Regions from separate parts of the Homo sapiens genome. Here region 2 is linked to region 1. Evidence: chromatin contacts called from ENCODE Hi-C or POLR2A ChIA-PET data. All regions are on one chromosome and are shown on one strand. The core of a region is the stretch at or near the end of the contact, and the rest is flanking DNA. Distances in the headings are between cores, read along the strand shown. Region 1 has its middle 58 kb from the start of CCND2. Region 2 overlaps CCND2-AS1 (CCND2 antisense RNA 1).

Region 1 (3,726 bases), core at 669-3,168:
TGCTGTGCACCCCAGCAGCGAGTGGTGTATATGTGGGAGGTTCTGTTACAGTGAATATTAGGGGCACCTTGATAAGAAGAAGTCACAGAAGACTGGAAATCCATCTGAGAGGAAAGATGGGGGCAGTCCAGCTCCTCTGTCTGGGCACTAATTAGGTCGGGGATTTGGGGGCTGATTTGATGTACCAAAAAGTCTTGCGTTTTGTCTACAGCATGAACGGCTCCTCTATCTTCCCCAACTCACCCACTCCAGTCTTTTGTGTGCACGTGACAACCTCAGTGGCAATGTCATTAGAACATACTTTATTTTTTATTTTCAGTTTTAGAGGCAGTTTAGCATGGTAGAAAGCATGTTGGCTTTTGTAGCAGAGATTACTAGGGCTTCTCCATACCTGGTTTTCCTCTTTCCTGGGCACAGAGAAGTCTACTTTCCCAGGTTCCTTGAAGTTAGGTGGGGCCCTGTGAATGACTAGCTAATGGAATGTGTTTGGTGGTGATACAGTCAGGTCATCTTCAGCCCTAAGCATGGAAGCCCCTGCGTGAAGCTCCAGCCCTTTGTCTTCAGGTAGATTGACAATAGAGGCCCCATGTTGGGGTGGGAAAAGGGAAGGGTAGCTGAGCTGCCACAAGGAGGAAAACTACCCTGGAGATGCACTCAGATCTGCAACCACTTTTGCGTGGGTGAAAAATACACTTTTATTATACAAAGCCACGGAAACTTTAGAGTTTACTTGTACCTGCAGCATAGCTTGGCTTATCCTGACTTATCCAGCCTTTTCTCAGATTATCCTGGGTTAGAATGCTGATTCCATCAGCTATAGGCTGAAAGGTCAGGATGGAACAAGTCACTGAATGAATCTGATCCTTCATTCTTCGTCTTTCAAATGGTAACAATATCTGACTCATAGAATTCTCGTCAAGGTAAGGTAAGCTAATGTATTTACAGTTCCTTTTGCAGTGTCTGGAACAGAGTAGGCAGTCATAACTCATAGCTATTATTATTATTACTATTTGCTAGGTTTGATGCCAGGAATAATAGGAGGGAAGATAAAGCATCTCTCTTCCTTAAAGTGAACAGATTTTATTTGAGAAAATGAGCTGTGTGCTCAAGATAATTTAACAGACCTTACAAGGGATTGTTGAAAGAGCTAAACACACAATGGAGGGGCTACCCGCCTTCTCTCTGTCTCCCGGGAGCTACCTACCTGACACATCCTGAGTCATACAAGGACTTGCACTTTTTGAATATTCTCTAAAGCCCTGGGTAGTACATGTGAGCTACCAGGTCATCATCTATATCTGCATTAAGGCTCTCAGTGGCACTAGATGGTGAGCAGCTTTGGAGATTGACTGGTTGATCTGACTGAGGATCCACAAGCTCTGCACAGATGTGGGCTTAAGAAACATGGGGAGGCAGAGAGTCCTGGGGAGCTCTCGACGTGGTCAACCCAGAGGCAGTGGGATAAACCTGAGGACTTCCAAGGCTATTCCAGCCCCGAGACATTAAACTTCTCCAAGCCAGAACTGCAGAAGCGAGACACATGTGTGGCCATTTACTGAGTTAAGAAAATCTTCCCTTCAGCGTTTGGTGGGCACGTGGGAGGGCCCAGAGTAAAACGGGCAAGAAAGGAGACAGAGTTAGCCTCTGGGCCGTCAGAGATCCTGTTCCTGTTTTTATGAAGGTTCTGACAGAGAAGGCTCAGCAGGCTGGACAAGGGCCAGACCGCAGGGGCATGGCGCGGGTTGCTGGGTGAATGTTCAGAAGTTGAGAAGCTGTCAACGCCCTTGCTGGATGATGGTGATTGCACGTCTATTAAGCGTTGAGGGATCCTAGAAAAAGGGCATGTTTCCCCCACTCACCAGCTCCCTACCTCTGTCAAAGGAAACTGAAAGCAAATATACTACACAAGGGTTTCCCCAGAGCCCCAGGGACAGAAAATTTGCTACATTGGAGCACTGAAGCATGACTTTCAAATCTAGAACAAACTTGTCCCATCTTGAGACCACCGGCGCAAATCTCACTTGTCTGTTTAATCTTCTTTATGATCAACTATTTGCGCAATTTGGGCCAAAATCGGGGGCTCCACCCAAACGCTGCCACAGAACAGACTCAATTTCAGAAGGCACTTTCTTCTCGCCAGACCACTTGCTCAAGCCGCTATACAGCCCTCTGCTCAGGCCCCATGCCCAAAGATTGGGAAACTAAGGCCAGGGAAAGGGTGACGTGTGTGAAGAATGTCACAGCAGCTTAGACGAGGAACCAGGAATAAGCCTGACATAGCTTTTTAGACCAACATTTTGTTAAGAGGTTCATGCAGCTGATGATCTTGGTCCAGGCAAGTCGCTTAACCTTCCTAATCCTCAGTTTCATCATCATCTTCTTTTTTTTTTTTTTTTTTTTTTTAGACAGAGTCTTGCTCTGTCGCCCAGGCTGGAGTGCAGTGGCTCAATCTCGGCTCACTGCAAGCTCCGCCTCCCGGGTTCACGCCATTCTCCTGCCTCAGCCTCCCGAGTAGCTGGGACTACAGCCGCCCACCACCACGCCCGGCTAATTTTTTTGTATTTTTTTAGTAGAGACGGGGTTTCACCGTGTTAGCCAGGGTGGTCTCCATCTCCTGACCTCGTGATCCGCCCACCTCCCAAAGTGCTGGGATTACAGGCGTGAGCCACTGTACCTGGCCGGGCCTCTGGAGTTCTTAGGGACACACCTGCAATGAGCTTGGGAGGTCCCCTGCTCCCTCTCCATTTCTTTTCCCTTCTCTTCTAAACAGCCTTTGATGCCTGTCTGTTGGACAAGCTTGCATGTTCATTTAATGCAGGATAAAGATGTTGGCGCCTAAGAGGGCCACACTGTCTCATCTGTCCCCATTGGCAAATCTTCTTCTCCCAGTTCATTCCTCTTTTGCAAAACATGGATTATTATACCCATCTGACAAGGTCTTTGTGAGGATTCGAGAGAACACGCAAAGCCCGACATGTACTAGGCCCTTGATAAATGACTCTGGTGGTATTTGTGTGTCACGTGCCATATGTAATGCTGGACACTATACATGTTGGCACTGCCCCATCTCCTGTTTCCTAGATCTGCCCTGTGGGTGACAAAGCACAGGTGCCTTCACTTCCATGTGGTAACCCTTTACTATGGAAAGACAACAATTCGGTCCCCCAGAAATCTTTTCTCCAGGCTATGTGGACCTGGATCCTCAGCTTTTGTTCATGTGAACACTAGATCTCCTCATCTGTTCACACACCTTTGGGATGGGCTCAGATTTGCCAGTATCCCTTTTAAAATAGGACGCTAGGAATGAACTCTGTGTTTCATGAGAAGGATCACCAGGGAGGCCACCATGTTTCCTTGCAGACCCAGTGGAAGTTAATACCAGTCACACCAAATGACCTATTTCAGAGATGTGCCATAAGATTTCTGGGGACAGGAGACTAAACAAACAAACAAAAAATACATGTCCTCGCAGGCGGTAGGTGGACTTTGGGATTCTAGAATATTCCATTTCCTGACTTGGGTGATGGTTACATGGGTTATTCATCTTGCAATGATTCATTGAGCTAAGTGTTTTAAAATAGCAGCTTGGTTGAAATACAATTCACGTGTTATACAACTCGCTCATTCAGAGTGTACAATTCAGTGATTTTTGAGTATATTCACAGAGTTATGCAATCATCACCGCAGTCAATTTTAGAGCTTTTTCATCACATCAGAAAGAAACCC
Region 2 (3,726 bases), core at 607-3,106, 37 kb before region 1:
AGTTCATCCTTATTGAGCACCAGGGATTGTACACACCGGATCATCATTCTTCCTATCAGTTACCTGTGGGTATATTATTAATGCCCTGTGTTGCAGATTGGAAATTTATGCTCAACAATGATATTTAACTTATGTAGATCACACAGCCTCTACATAGCATAATTTAGGATCCTGTGCTCAAATTACTGTATCCATAACTTTTTGTCATCCCACTTTAAAGAAAATGAAATTAGAAGTCTTAGACAATGCATTCTGAGTATGGCTTACATACTCAGTAAAATGGTATACAGCTCTAATCAACAGACCCAGACTCAAAAAGCTTTGGACTGCTACCAAGAGATTGGTAAATAAATGTACATTAACTTTAAATAAAATGTGTATGGTATGTATGATTCATTTTTTATGATTTCTCACTTTCCCAACATTTTCAGATAACTCATCGTTTCCTCAGTCACATCAGAGAGATCCTGATGGTTTTCTTTTTGGAACTTAACAGTTTAAAAACCTAAATAGGATCATGCCAAACATATTGTTCTGTGACTTGATTTTTTTCAGTGAATAATCATCTCTTGGAGTCTTGCTATGCCAGTACATATACATCTACTTCATTCATTTTAAGTGCAGAATGCTTTTCAATAGCAAGGATATGCCAGAATTTTACGACTTCCCATAATTAATGGCATTTGGGGGCCCTCCTTCACCAGTTGTTTGCTTGTATACATAATGTGCCATCAGCATCGTCGCACTTGCTTCTTTATGCATTCAAGTGCCAGTGGAAGGAGAAAGAGCTTGAAGTCCTGATTCTATCAATTAAGTGGTCCAAGAAAGAGAATGAGCATCTTGAGGTCTCCATCTTCAACAGCCTTACAGTCTGGAGGGAAGCAGACACACACACAGCTTTTACTTAGGGAGACGGGGGTCAATTGAAGGTTAAGGGAGTGCAAAAAGAGGGAGACTGAGGGGTTCAGTCGAGGGGATGACTGAGAAGGCTGCCTGGAGGAGGTGTGCTTGAGTCCTGGGTTCAAGGGTTAAAAGGCTCTGATACTTGGTCTGCTAATCTTTCTTATCGTATCGTTGCCTGGCAGTATGCCTGTTATTTGAGTGGACTCTTCTTGGACCATTTGCTTGGATGAACAGTGGGCAGAAGTGGAAAGGAAGGGTGCTCTGGACAAAGGTGACAAAGCCCAGGAACAAAAGTCGGAAGGTGCACAGTGTGCCCAGAGGGCCAGGAATTGGGTGGAGTGACTGGCTCCTTGGTCGCTTGCAAGTAGCATGAGAATAGAGAGGGCTGGGAGATGCATTAAAAAGCACCAGGACAAATTTAGGTTTGCACAGAAAAGGACGTTTCGTCAGGGTACGTGAGGAAAGTTGAGTAGAGAATTTAGGAATGGAGCAGACGACTCTGGTTGGGATGATGAGAGCGGAGAGACAGATCCATGTTCTTTCCAGGTGCCCCAGCAGCTCCAGGTCTCGCTGAACCTGTTACTATGGCAGCGTCTATGCTTCACTTTTGAGGATTGCTTCTGCTTTGAAATAGCCGTGTGGAAGAAAAACTACAAAGTTTTGAGGGGGAAAAAACCCACCTAACTTTAGCTGCCGTTGTGTCTTCATCTGTAAAAATCTTCTTCATGTCTCATGGATTTCAACATGCAGTTTATCTTGGTTTGTTCCATAAAACATCAGATGCAACTTTAATGGCCTAACCCCAAAAAGATAACTTGGCAGCCATCAAGCATTCAGCAGCGTTCCAAATGCCCTCTTGCTGGAGCCAGCCTTCTACGGGGCCATGTGGATGTCAGGCACACACAATTTGAGTCACGCTGACATAGCTGGGATGCCTGGATTGCACTGGAATCTGGGGGGTACCAATCACAGGCCAGAGAGAAGCCATTGGCTGGAAGGAACAATGCCAGCGTGTTCACCGTCTCTGCAGAAGGAGGGGGTGTTGATGGTGAGGGGAATGACAGTTGCAGCCAAAGGAGCAAAATGACCCCAAAGCAGGGTGGGCACATGTCATTGATGCTGGGCAGAAGCACTCCAGGGGCTCAGGTCATGACCACACCCCTTTTCTCCTGCCCCACAACCAGAAAAACTAAGAAGGTACAAGATTTTCCCTAAAACTTAATGTACAGAATGCCCTGCTGTCTTCAGGTTTTTGGGAAATCCAGGGTTGACAACAACAGCCCAAATATATGAAGCACTTACCTCTACCAGGCACTGTCTGTATCTTACAAATAATTCGTTTAATTCTCACAACTCCTTAATGAGGTAAGTTTTACAATTTCCATTTTATGATGAGGGAAACTGAGGCTTAGAAAGATTAAGAAACTTGCCCAAATCCTGCAGCCAGAAATGGGCAGAATCAAGACATGAACCACAGTCTCTCAAAAGCCAAAGCCTGGGCACTCACTACTACCCTCAACAGCCCGGTGGCTGGTTCATGCCATCTCTGCCACCCTCACACAGCCACCTCTTGGATGGTAGAACCCTGTGTGTTGAACAAGTAGAGTAACATTCTAAAAGGATTCTTTTTCCTCCCCTGTTTTCCTGGGGGCTGAGTAGACATGTTTAAACATGCTGTTCATCTGACACTTGTTTACTTCAGTGGCTATGATGTGCAAGACCCCAGACCAGGAACAGTAAGAGGGCATGAGGATAACCCAGCGTGGAGACCACTCTGGAGGAGGCTGCAGACTGGAGGCGCTGTTGTAGCCAGCTGCATTTTGGAGGCTGGGTTGCCTGTCTTAGATCTCTAATGAGTTTGGTCATTATTTTTTCAGCCAGGGTTTTCTTCCTCCCTCCCTGTCTTCCTTCCCTTTCTCCTTCCTTCCTTCATTCCTTCCTTCCTTTCTTCCTTCCTTCTTTCCTCCCTCCCTCCCTCCCTCCCTCCCTTCCTTTCTCTCTTTCCTTCTATCTTTTATTTTCTCTCTTTCTCTGTCTCTCTCTTTCTCTCTTTCTTCCTCCCTCCCTCCCTTTCTCTCCTTCTTTCTTTCTCCCTCCCTCCTCTCCTCCCTCTCTTGGTCTCTCTCTCTCTCCCTTCCTTCCTTTGTTCTTTCAAGATTTTTCTTTCTTTCTTTCTTTCTTTTAAAGGTGTAAGCCTTTTTCTGGTTCACTACATGCCAAGGACTGCGCTAAATCATTCACATAAAACCACCAGCGTGCATCACCTCATTTGGTCCTCCCACAGTCTAACGGGTAGGTACTGTCATTACCCTCATTTTAAGAAAATGAAGAAACTGAAGCTCAGAGAGGTGAATTGATGTCTCCACCGTCTGCCTGATTCAGTACCCTGCACCCTTAACCACTATAAAAGAACAACATGCCAATAGTTCCCTAATGCTGTAAAAGGCACTGTTTTAAACGCATCCTTTATATCAACTCACTCACTCCTCCAAACAGGCGCAATAGAAATTACTATTATCCTTGTTTAATACATTGGGAAACCAAAGCACAGAAAAGTCATGTAATTTTCCCCAGGTCACCCAGCTAGTAAGTGACAGAGCTGGGCTTCTGTTTCACCGAGGAAGACATTCCTCAGTTTTTGTTCTGTTTTGTTTTTCACTTGAAATCCCCCGCGATGGCCCAGAGTGGAATGCCAGGGTCCTGAGAATAAAGTCTCTGAGCTGAACTGGGAAGGGGTGCCAGTGGCAGCTGTGTCCCCTACAGCTCTGGAAGGTGGAGGCGGTGGAGACAGCAACTACACAGCAGCCACAAGCCTGGGTCCCT

The links. A loop is a pair of places that touch in the nucleus more often than their neighbours do. ChIA-PET counts read pairs that join two places held with the same protein, here RNA polymerase II (POLR2A). Pooled maps may share reads with other maps.
Region 2: a pooled map shows a loop between it and region 1 (2.2-fold over the local background). The contact joins two enhancer-like sites. A Hi-C loop is called at or near these places in 7 of 168 maps with a recorded cell type or tissue (B cell, CD14-positive monocyte, CD4-positive, alpha-beta memory T cell and 3 more), 16 of 37 single-sample maps with no recorded cell type and 17 of 50 pooled maps. POLR2A ChIA-PET finds 5 or more read pairs at or near these places in 21 of 52 experiments (B cell, CD4-positive, alpha-beta T cell, GM12878 and 14 more).

What each region holds. Positions count from the first base shown.
Region 1 is chr12:4,213,548-4,217,273 of GRCh38, reverse strand. No RefSeq gene overlaps it. Among named protein-coding and RNA genes, the nearest start is that of CCND2, 58 kb to the left of the region's middle. RefSeq lists an enhancer at 1,966-2,185. Within about 2 kb of position 1,918, at least 9 of the 41 ENCODE cell types and tissues checked have a DNase peak (open chromatin) inside an H3K27ac peak, as active enhancers do.
Region 2 is chr12:4,250,909-4,254,634 of GRCh38, reverse strand. The region is part of intron 1 of CCND2-AS1 (CCND2 antisense RNA 1); the gene reads left to right. Among named protein-coding and RNA genes, the nearest start is that of CCND2, 21 kb to the left of the region's middle. Within about 2 kb of position 1,856, at least 2 of the 41 ENCODE cell types and tissues checked have a DNase peak (open chromatin) inside an H3K27ac peak, as active enhancers do.